Linked DNA regions of Homo sapiens: region 2 is linked to region 1. Evidence: chromatin contacts called from ENCODE Hi-C or POLR2A ChIA-PET data. All regions are on one chromosome and are shown on one strand. Each heading gives the region's core, a stretch centred on a gene start or an enhancer-like site at or near the end of the contact. The rest is flanking DNA. Distances are from core to core; before and after follow the strand shown. Region 1 overlaps TRIM44 (tripartite motif containing 44). Region 2 overlaps TRIM44 (tripartite motif containing 44).

Region 1 (4,202 bases), core at 588-3,087:
CCTAGTCTAACTAGTCTCCCAGGCTCTTTTCTTATTTTTCAATTTTTTGTTTTTATGAGATGGAGTCTTGCTCTTGTTGCCCAGGCTGGAATGCAATGGCACAATCTCGGCTCACTGCAACCTCTGCCTCCCAGGTTCAGGCAATTCTCCTGCCTTAGCCTCCCGAGTAGCTGGGATTACAGGTGTGCGCCACCACCCTTGGCTAATTTTTGTATTTTTGGTAGAGAGAGGGTTTCACCATGTTGGTCAGGCTGGTCTCCAATTCCTGACCTCAGGTGATCCACCTGCCTCGGCCTCCCAAAGTCCTGGGATTACAGGCGTGAGCCACTGTGCCCGACCTCAATTTTTAAAATTTATTTTTTATTTACTTATTTTTAGAGACAGAGTCTTATAATGTTGCCCAGGCTGCTCTTGAACTCCTGGGTTCAAGCAATCTTCCCACCTCAGCCTTCTGAGTAGCTGGAATTATAGGTGCGCATCACTGTGCCTGGAAGTCTCCCAGGCTCTCGATCCACCTCCAATTCATTTTCCATTCCATAGGTAGGAGACACTTCTAAAATGCAAATCTGTTCAGGTTAATTCCTGTTTAAAAATCTTTAATAGCTTCCCATTGCCTTCAGTATAGCGCTTAAATGCCTTAAGAAGGTCTATAAGGCCCTAAATGATCTGGGCTCTGCTGTCTTTTTTCCATTCCTCTCTTGTCTGGAACTGGCACACAATTTGTTTACTCTACCTAGAACAACCAACCCCTGCTCCAACCTTTCAGATCTCTGTTTATATATAACCTTTTCTGGTAAGCCTCCCCTTATCCTCCAAGACTAACTTAGGAGCCCTTCCTAAAGTAGCCTAAACTTATCAGAACACATTCCCTACCATGTAATTGCCCAGTTACATGTTCGCCTCTCCCACTACACTTAGGATCTACAAGAGTAGGAACTATGCCTGCTTTAGTCACCATGATATACCCAGGATGTAGCACAGTGCCAGACACACAGTAGGTCACGAATATATGTTAAATGAACAAAAGGAAGGGAGTGAAGAGTGAGGAAGGAAGGAAAAGAACCACAACAAAGAAGGAGCCTGTTCCTGAGAATGGTTGAAAGATGGAGTCTGAAGTGGTTCCCTGAAACCCTGTAGGTTTAAAGCAAGATGCCTATGCCTTTTAAAGTTGGGTGCCTGTGGCTTTAGCCATAGTAGACAAGGAGCTAGACAAGATCTTGTTGTTCCAGAGCAGATGTTAAAAACTATAGTTTCCAAGGGAAGAACACACCAAGAGATGCAGATGTGGGACAACATTTGGCGCTAAGAAAGAGGCTCAGGATATGGGGAGGGAAAATGAAAAAAGAGAGGAAACTGTTTTTGCTAGTTTGTAAAAAGCAAACACACAAACAAACAAAATAACAAAGAAGGGTCAAATCCTGATTCCAGTAAGGTAACCTTTGACAATTCATTTAGCTTCTTTTAATAAGCGACTTGATAGTGATTTTCAAACTGAGTTCTGAGGAACCCTAGGTCACTGCAGAAGCTCCTCAGGGTTTATTTTGAAGAATAGAGAAAGTTCAATGAATGCTGCCCCAACTTTGACCAGAGAAAAATTGTTTTTTACACATTGAGGTTCTGCTTAAAGTCCATTTCAAAAAAGGGTGCTTCTGCTAAAAATAAAGTTTGAATAGCAGTGGCCTGGATGACCATTCTGATACTTCCCAGCCTTAACAACCCTTGATTCTATGTGACAGATGGGACCCATCTGGACATTGCCTTTTACTTTGTACAAATATTCCTCAATTGTGTTGATGACACAGCTGTAGCTTTTCCCAGAGTCTGTTTTCACTGCTTGAGAAGAATGACAGGAAGGGTAAGTAAACCACAGTCCAGGTTCACTGCAAGGCTCAGACAATAATAAAATGCACTTCTAAACTGCATTCAACTGTGGCAATACAGAAGCACAAAGAACATTTTTTTTTTCCTAAACAAAGTTTTGTATACCTGTACCCTAGGATTCATCATATAGGTGTCTTGTGTCTGACACAAAGATATTATAGGTCAAAAATAAAGAATACTAGATCTAGAGCCCATTAAAAAAATCAATCTAATTCCAATCAAGAAAGACTACAAAAATTTATCTAGTCAGTCCACCTGATACCATTACCATTACCATAATGATACTACATTACCATTTAAATGTAGTGCCTATTCTTCTTAACAAGGTATTCTGAATGTACAAAAGAATACAACAAAGTTACTTATCTGAAGGTTACAGGCAGGAAATGACATAGATGAGAGGGAGACGGGAGTCTTACAAAATAAGATCTTCAAATCCCAGGCTTAAGATAGAGATCCCTTTTCTGTGCTGTTCCTTGGCTGTCTATATTTCATGGAGCACTAAAAGGCCACAAATGTCACTCTACTTCAATTATGAGAAAAGACAAGCAACAATGTGATCTTACCTGGGTCCTTCCTCATCGCCCTGAAAGACAAACAGAAAGAAACAGTATTAGAAATCACTGTTGGTACAGACAGAGTCAGATTTCTTTCTTTTCCCTCCCCTCTCCCAACCTGAATGCATGGACTATACATTTATTGTAACAGAGACAAACCAACAGACATCTAAAGGCTAAGACAAGAGCTAATATAATCCTATGTTCAAACTGCCCAGTGGAGATGACCTGATAATTTGCCCTGACAAGCAGAGCAGAGAAGTGAATGCACAGACCTAGGAGGCCTAAATAATTGCCTTGCCTTTTTATTTGTATGGCTGGCAGTATTTAGTTCTTAGCAAAGTGAGAAACCCAAAATAGAGGCACGTCTTAGACAAAAGCTAGCCAGTTCCAAAAACATCAAACTGTTTCCTTCAAAGACTCATTTCTGCCTTGTTCTAGCATTTTTCATCAAACATGAACACTGCAATTCTAATATAAAGAACACTGTGGTATAAAGGGCACTGAACTGGGACTCAAGAAATTGGGATTCTAGTCCAAGCTCTGTTACTTATTAGTTATGTGTCCTTGGGCAAACATTAATTAATCTGGACTTTGGTCTTCTCCTCCGTAAGTGGTTAGTTCTGGCATTTGATGATCCACATCATTCTTCCATCAAACAATGGCTCTTCTCTTTTTCTTGCCCACTTTTCAAAAACAATGTGTTAACATTATTTTTCCAGGTATGGCATTCTCTCAACCTAACTTTATCAGAAGTGATCACAGCAGATTCCTTTGAGCTTCCTTCTGTGATCAAATTAGATTTTTCAAATAACTCTCAAGCCTTTCCCAAGGGACCTCATTCATCCTTTTGGTGTCAGCGTATCTTTTATATCCTTCTTTTTAGCCATTGAAGGGTAGTCTCAATAGAGAATGTACATTCTGGTTGTACTCCTCGGAGAATGAATGAATGAATGAATGGTTCCTACTGGTATAAGGCAGAATGAGCTCTCAAGTCCGATGTTCTGGGTTCAAGTCTTAACCCTATCACTCTACTGCTCTAATAGCTTACTCATGTTATTTTGCCTTTCTTAACTTCAATTTCCTAATTTGTAAAATGGGGTAATAATTGTCTCTGTATCATAGGATGAGTATGAGGATTAAATGAAATAATGCTTATAATCATCAAACACAGTGCCTGTGACACAGGATGTATTTAATAAAGGCTATATATCAGTATCAGTAACAATTCAGTAGGATTCATTAAGAAGCTACTATATATATATATGCTAACTAAGGAAAAACAATCACTCATAATGATCTAACCTTCTAGGATTTTCGAATCAGGAGCATGAGAAACAGGCAGAAAGAAAATGAACTATTACTAAATGTGTTATGATCAATATCAAAGACATAAACAGAATAATATGAGAATCAACAGGGAAGTTATGAACACTGCCTCTCCTGGAGAAGGTGGGAAAAGCTTCACACACAGAAGGTAACATTGATATTGCCACTTTGAGGGATAAATAGTATTTTCCCAGGCTGACAACAGAGAAAAGTGGGAAGAACACTGAACTAGCAAGAGCAAAGGCAAATTTCTAAAAATGTGTTGTTCAAGGGACCTTGAGTTCTGTGAAACTACAGAATGGGGATGTGCACATGTGTGTTTTGGGCAGGGCGCTGGGGGTGGTATAAGGTTGGAACTGAGGGCAATGTGGGGTTGAGCGTGACTGAGGTAAAGGGAGACTGCCAGGGTGCAAGCCTGTAAAGTACAGCTGCAGC
Region 2 (4,202 bases), core at 83-2,582, 61 kb before region 1:
GACCTGTCTCAGATATTTGAGGTTCACAGAACCAATACTGATACCTTCATACTAAAGTTCATATTTTGAGATTTCCTTAGTTTTTCCCTAAAGTCCCTTTCCTGCTCCAGATTTCACTCAGAATACCACATTTCATCATTAAGTTTCCATAGGCTCCTCTCGGCTCTGACAGTTTCTCAGACTTTTCTTGTTTGTGATGGTGAGGACGGTTTTGAGGGGTGCTGATCAGGTATTTTGCAGAATGTCCCTCAATCGGAAGCTGTCTGATGTTTTTCTCACAATTAGCCCATGGTTATGGGCTTTTGGAAGGAAAATTACAGAGGTAAAGTGCCATTATCATTACATCATATCAAGGGTTGATACTATCAATATGACAGCACTGTTGAAGGTGGCCTTGACCACCTGGCTGAGGTAGTGCTTGTCATGTTTTTCTATGGTATGGCTACTCTTTTTTCCCATTCCCACAGTGTATTCTCTGGAAGGAAGTCACTACGAGCCACCTATACTTAAAGAGTGAGGAGTTACGTTCCCTCTCCTTGAGGGTGAAATATCTACATACATTATGTGGAATACTTTCAAACATGAGCTTTGTCTCTTCTCCTTCATTTATTTATTTGATCATTTATATCAGAATGGACTCATGGATGTTTATTTTATTCTTTGGGTTATAATCCAATATTACTATTTTGTTGCTCAAACTGCTCAGCTTTGGCCTTTGAGTGCTCTGTTAGTTGGGTCCTATGTTCCATTGACATATCCCCATCAATAACGGTTTTCTGGTTTTTTGTTTTGTTTTTGTTTTTGAGCACTTCCCTACTTTCTAGCACTACACAGCCTTCAGGCTTAGCTATTTCCTCCCCAGACCTAAAATCAGATATTCTGCAAAGAACACAAGAGATATGGTTTTAGAGGCATTTGATACTACCCTCCAGAAATCTTATATTGATTTACAATCATTACTCACATCGGCACAGGAATGCCCATTTTCCCCACACCCTTGCCAATAACGGGGCAATTTCAAAGTGTCTGCAGGGAGATGACCTGGCATGGGATACAGTGTGTGCATATATATGCATGTATGGGTCTATCTGTTCCATCTCTTTAAAATAACTTCTACATTACTCAGTTTCCTGTTGAACTTCAAGAGAAAAATGCCCTGGGGCCAGTTAAGTTTTTCCTTTTCTTTGCCTTTACATTGGCCTTCCCCAGCTTCCCTTTCCTCCCCCCAGTGCTGCTGGATTTTCTATCACTGGCGATCTCCTGTGATGAGGTCTGAAAGGAACCTTTCCTATACCCTCTACTAGGGCCCAGGCAATTTCAGGGGGTGGAGAGTTAGAAGCAGAAATTAGCCCAAGGACTTGCCTTCCCTGCTTCCTGTACCTTCAGGAAATCCACCTGACCCAGTTTCCTCATCTTCTTTTGGCATGTGTATAATGGAAACCAAATCTCTCTCAAGCAGTTTCCTTCCATAGAAATCTTAAACATAAGATTTAATAAAATGCTGGACTTCAAATTTCCTGTTGCCTCAGCTGCTGTATCTCACAAGTTACCAAAGAGAAAAAGAGAAAGGATCAATAAATAAATATACTTGACACTTATCTCTAATCTCTGTCTGAATAGAGATTCACGCTGTATGTGTGCATGCACAAGTGTGTGTGTGACAGCGAGCGAGCGAGGCAGATACACACACGTGCGCGCGCGCACACACACACAGAAAACAGTTCTCAGTAGCTTTGGGAGTCCCATGATGATGACCTTCAACTGAAGTTGTAGGAAGTTGGAAGTATACCAACCCATAATGACCTAGTGCTACTTTTCATATGGCAGCGGGTTATGAATATGGACCTAGGAGTCACAAACACCTGGGTTTGAATCACAGCTCTGCCACTTACTAGCTGTGTGATTTTGAGGTCGGTGTTCGTACTTGGAAATAGTGGACAATGTAGTACCTACCAGAAGAGCTGCTGGAAGGATTAAATTAGATTAATGTATATGAAGTGGTTGGCAGATATATAAAGAGCTTGACATAGTACCTATCACACAATAAGTGCTCAAAACATTTTATAGTTATTTAATAACATCATATGAAGAAACCAAGACTAAGAGAGACTAAAAGTCATACAGTGAGTTGATGGTAGAGTGAGATCGACTGGAAGTCAGTTTCTGGCTCCTGAATATTTCACCATACCTGCAACACCCATTTCCTCTGAAACTGCTATCTATTAAAAAAAAACGGGAAGAGTTAACACTGTTGTCACCTGTACACTCTAGGCACCATGCTGTCATTCCAATGGGCTAAAGATTCCTTCTCAAGTTTGTTCTTTTAGTGTACAGGCCATTTAAAAAATAAAGACGGTGACAGCTATCATGAATAAGAATGCATTCTATGTGCCAAGCATGGTGCTCAAAATCTTAGCAGCACCATCTCCCTATCCCACTGAGTCCAATAGCATGTCCTATTGACTCACCCTGCACAACCTCTCCCATGTGTGTCCATTCATCTTCTCCACTGCTGCCACCATCTCCTGCTTGAACTATTGGAGTTGCTTCTTGACTAGTCTTCCTACTTCTAATCTTAATGCACTATTGCCTATTATCCAAACTGTATTCAGAATAATATTTCAAAAATGTGCAATAGATTATATCAGTACCCCATTTAAAAATCCTTCAATGGCTTCCTATAACCCCTAGAATAAAGTCCATAGCCCACAGATTCCTACATGCTTTGGCCCCTCTCTCCCTTTCCAGCCTGATTCATGCCACCTTCCAGCCACGCTGGCTTTCTTTCTGTTCCCCAAGTAAGCTGATCTTGTTTGTGCCTTAAGGCTTGTGCTTTGCTGGTCTGCCTCAAAGCTCTTACCCTCACATCTTGGAATGAATGACTCATTAACATTCAGGTCTCAGCTCCAATATCATCTTTTCAGATGCTGTCCTGGACCAGGAAATCTAGAGTAGCCACCCCATCCCTGTACTATTACACTAAATTGCTGTATTGTCTTCATAGCACTGATCACTATCTAAAATTATTTTGTGGTGGCAAACGGCTTTAACTATTTTGTTCCCTGCCGTATCACCAGTACCTGGTAATGTGCTTGGCACTGGTGAAACTGCAACAAATGTTTTTGAGTGAATGAATAAATGATCAAAACAATCGTATAAAGCGTGACTGTTCAAGAAACCTTCCCAGGCAAACCATGGGCCACTTGCTGGTCATGGAGACACTGCCTAGGAATCTCATGAACAGCTTACTTTGACAGGTAAATCCAACCTCCATTTCTTTTCTAATTGTCTCTGCAATGACCAGGCACACATAACCACTGGAGCTCTAGACTGAATTAAAATGCTGCATCATAAACTGATTATTCTTACAAACAAGTAAGCCTTACTGGAAGCCGTATGAGTAAAGGATGGCGTGGCCCATGGACAGGGAATACTGTTACAGTGACAAAGCAGAAGCAAGCTCATATCCAGCCTTCCCTAAACAAAGAAACCTGAAGAACAAATTCACCTCCATGAAGAAATGTTCTCATCTGGCTTCTCTATAAAACAGCTGTGTGTTTGCCAACTTCTAACTCTCCACAACCCAGCTGTGAGCTGTTCTCAAGGCAGGCTTGGATTCTAATACTTTATCCACCTCTTACCCTAACAGTCTATGAAGGGAGAGAGATGAGGATGATATCAAGTCAGCAAGGCCAAGATAGAGGTGAGGGGATACTTAATTCATGGCTCCCCTCTTTCCCTCAGATGAAATGTCAGCTGAGGCATGGATCCAGAAGTGGGAGAGCTGGGTTAGTTATTGTGGTGGTTGAGACTGATCATGGAAAAAGCACACAACTAAGTTTTGAGACCCCATTCCAGCATGCATTAGCAGTACAACCTTGGGTGAGATGCCTCTTTAAAGTTTCCATATCTGTAAAATGAGGATAATTATACATTATAAGCACTTACAATTAATAAATGGAAGTTATTACTTGCTAGACACTGAACTAATTAATCACTTCATCCAAATCTTTACAGTTTTCATAATAACCCTGTGTAACAGCATTAACACTCCATTTTACAGACGAAGAAAATACAGAGTAGACAAAGGAAGTAACATCCCAAGGTCCCACAATCCTAGGCAGCGCTGAAACTACCATGGCCTGGCTCTTGTTTTTGGCCCCGGGCAATGAGGAGTGAAGGGAGCACATGAGGGGGCTTGT

What was found. A loop is a pair of places that touch in the nucleus more often than their neighbours do. ChIA-PET counts read pairs that join two places held with the same protein, here RNA polymerase II (POLR2A). Pooled maps may share reads with other maps.
Region 2: a loop to region 1 is called in a map of endothelial cell of umbilical vein, with 2.0 times the contacts of the local background. The contact joins two enhancer-like sites. A Hi-C loop is called at or near these places in 4 of 168 maps with a recorded cell type or tissue (PC-3, cardiac septum, endothelial cell of umbilical vein and 1 more), 13 of 37 single-sample maps with no recorded cell type and 6 of 50 pooled maps. POLR2A ChIA-PET finds 5 or more read pairs at or near these places in 1 of 52 experiments (A673).

The regions. Positions count from the first base shown.
Region 1 is chr11:35,733,691-35,737,892 of GRCh38, reverse strand. It overlaps TRIM44 (tripartite motif containing 44), which reads right to left. Exons shown (of 5, transcript NM_017583.6): 4 at 2,448-2,467. Among named protein-coding and RNA genes, the nearest start is that of TRIM44, 73 kb to the right of the region's middle. Within about 2 kb of position 1,837, at least 2 of the 41 ENCODE cell types and tissues checked have a DNase peak (open chromatin) inside an H3K27ac peak, as active enhancers do; they include endothelial cell of umbilical vein, where a contact is called at or near this core.
Region 2 is chr11:35,793,726-35,797,927 of GRCh38, reverse strand. All of the region lies in intron 4 of TRIM44 (tripartite motif containing 44), which reads right to left. Among named protein-coding and RNA genes, the nearest start is that of TRIM44, 130 kb to the right of the region's middle. Within about 2 kb of position 1,332, at least 5 of the 41 ENCODE cell types and tissues checked have a DNase peak (open chromatin) inside an H3K27ac peak, as active enhancers do; they include endothelial cell of umbilical vein, where a contact is called at or near this core.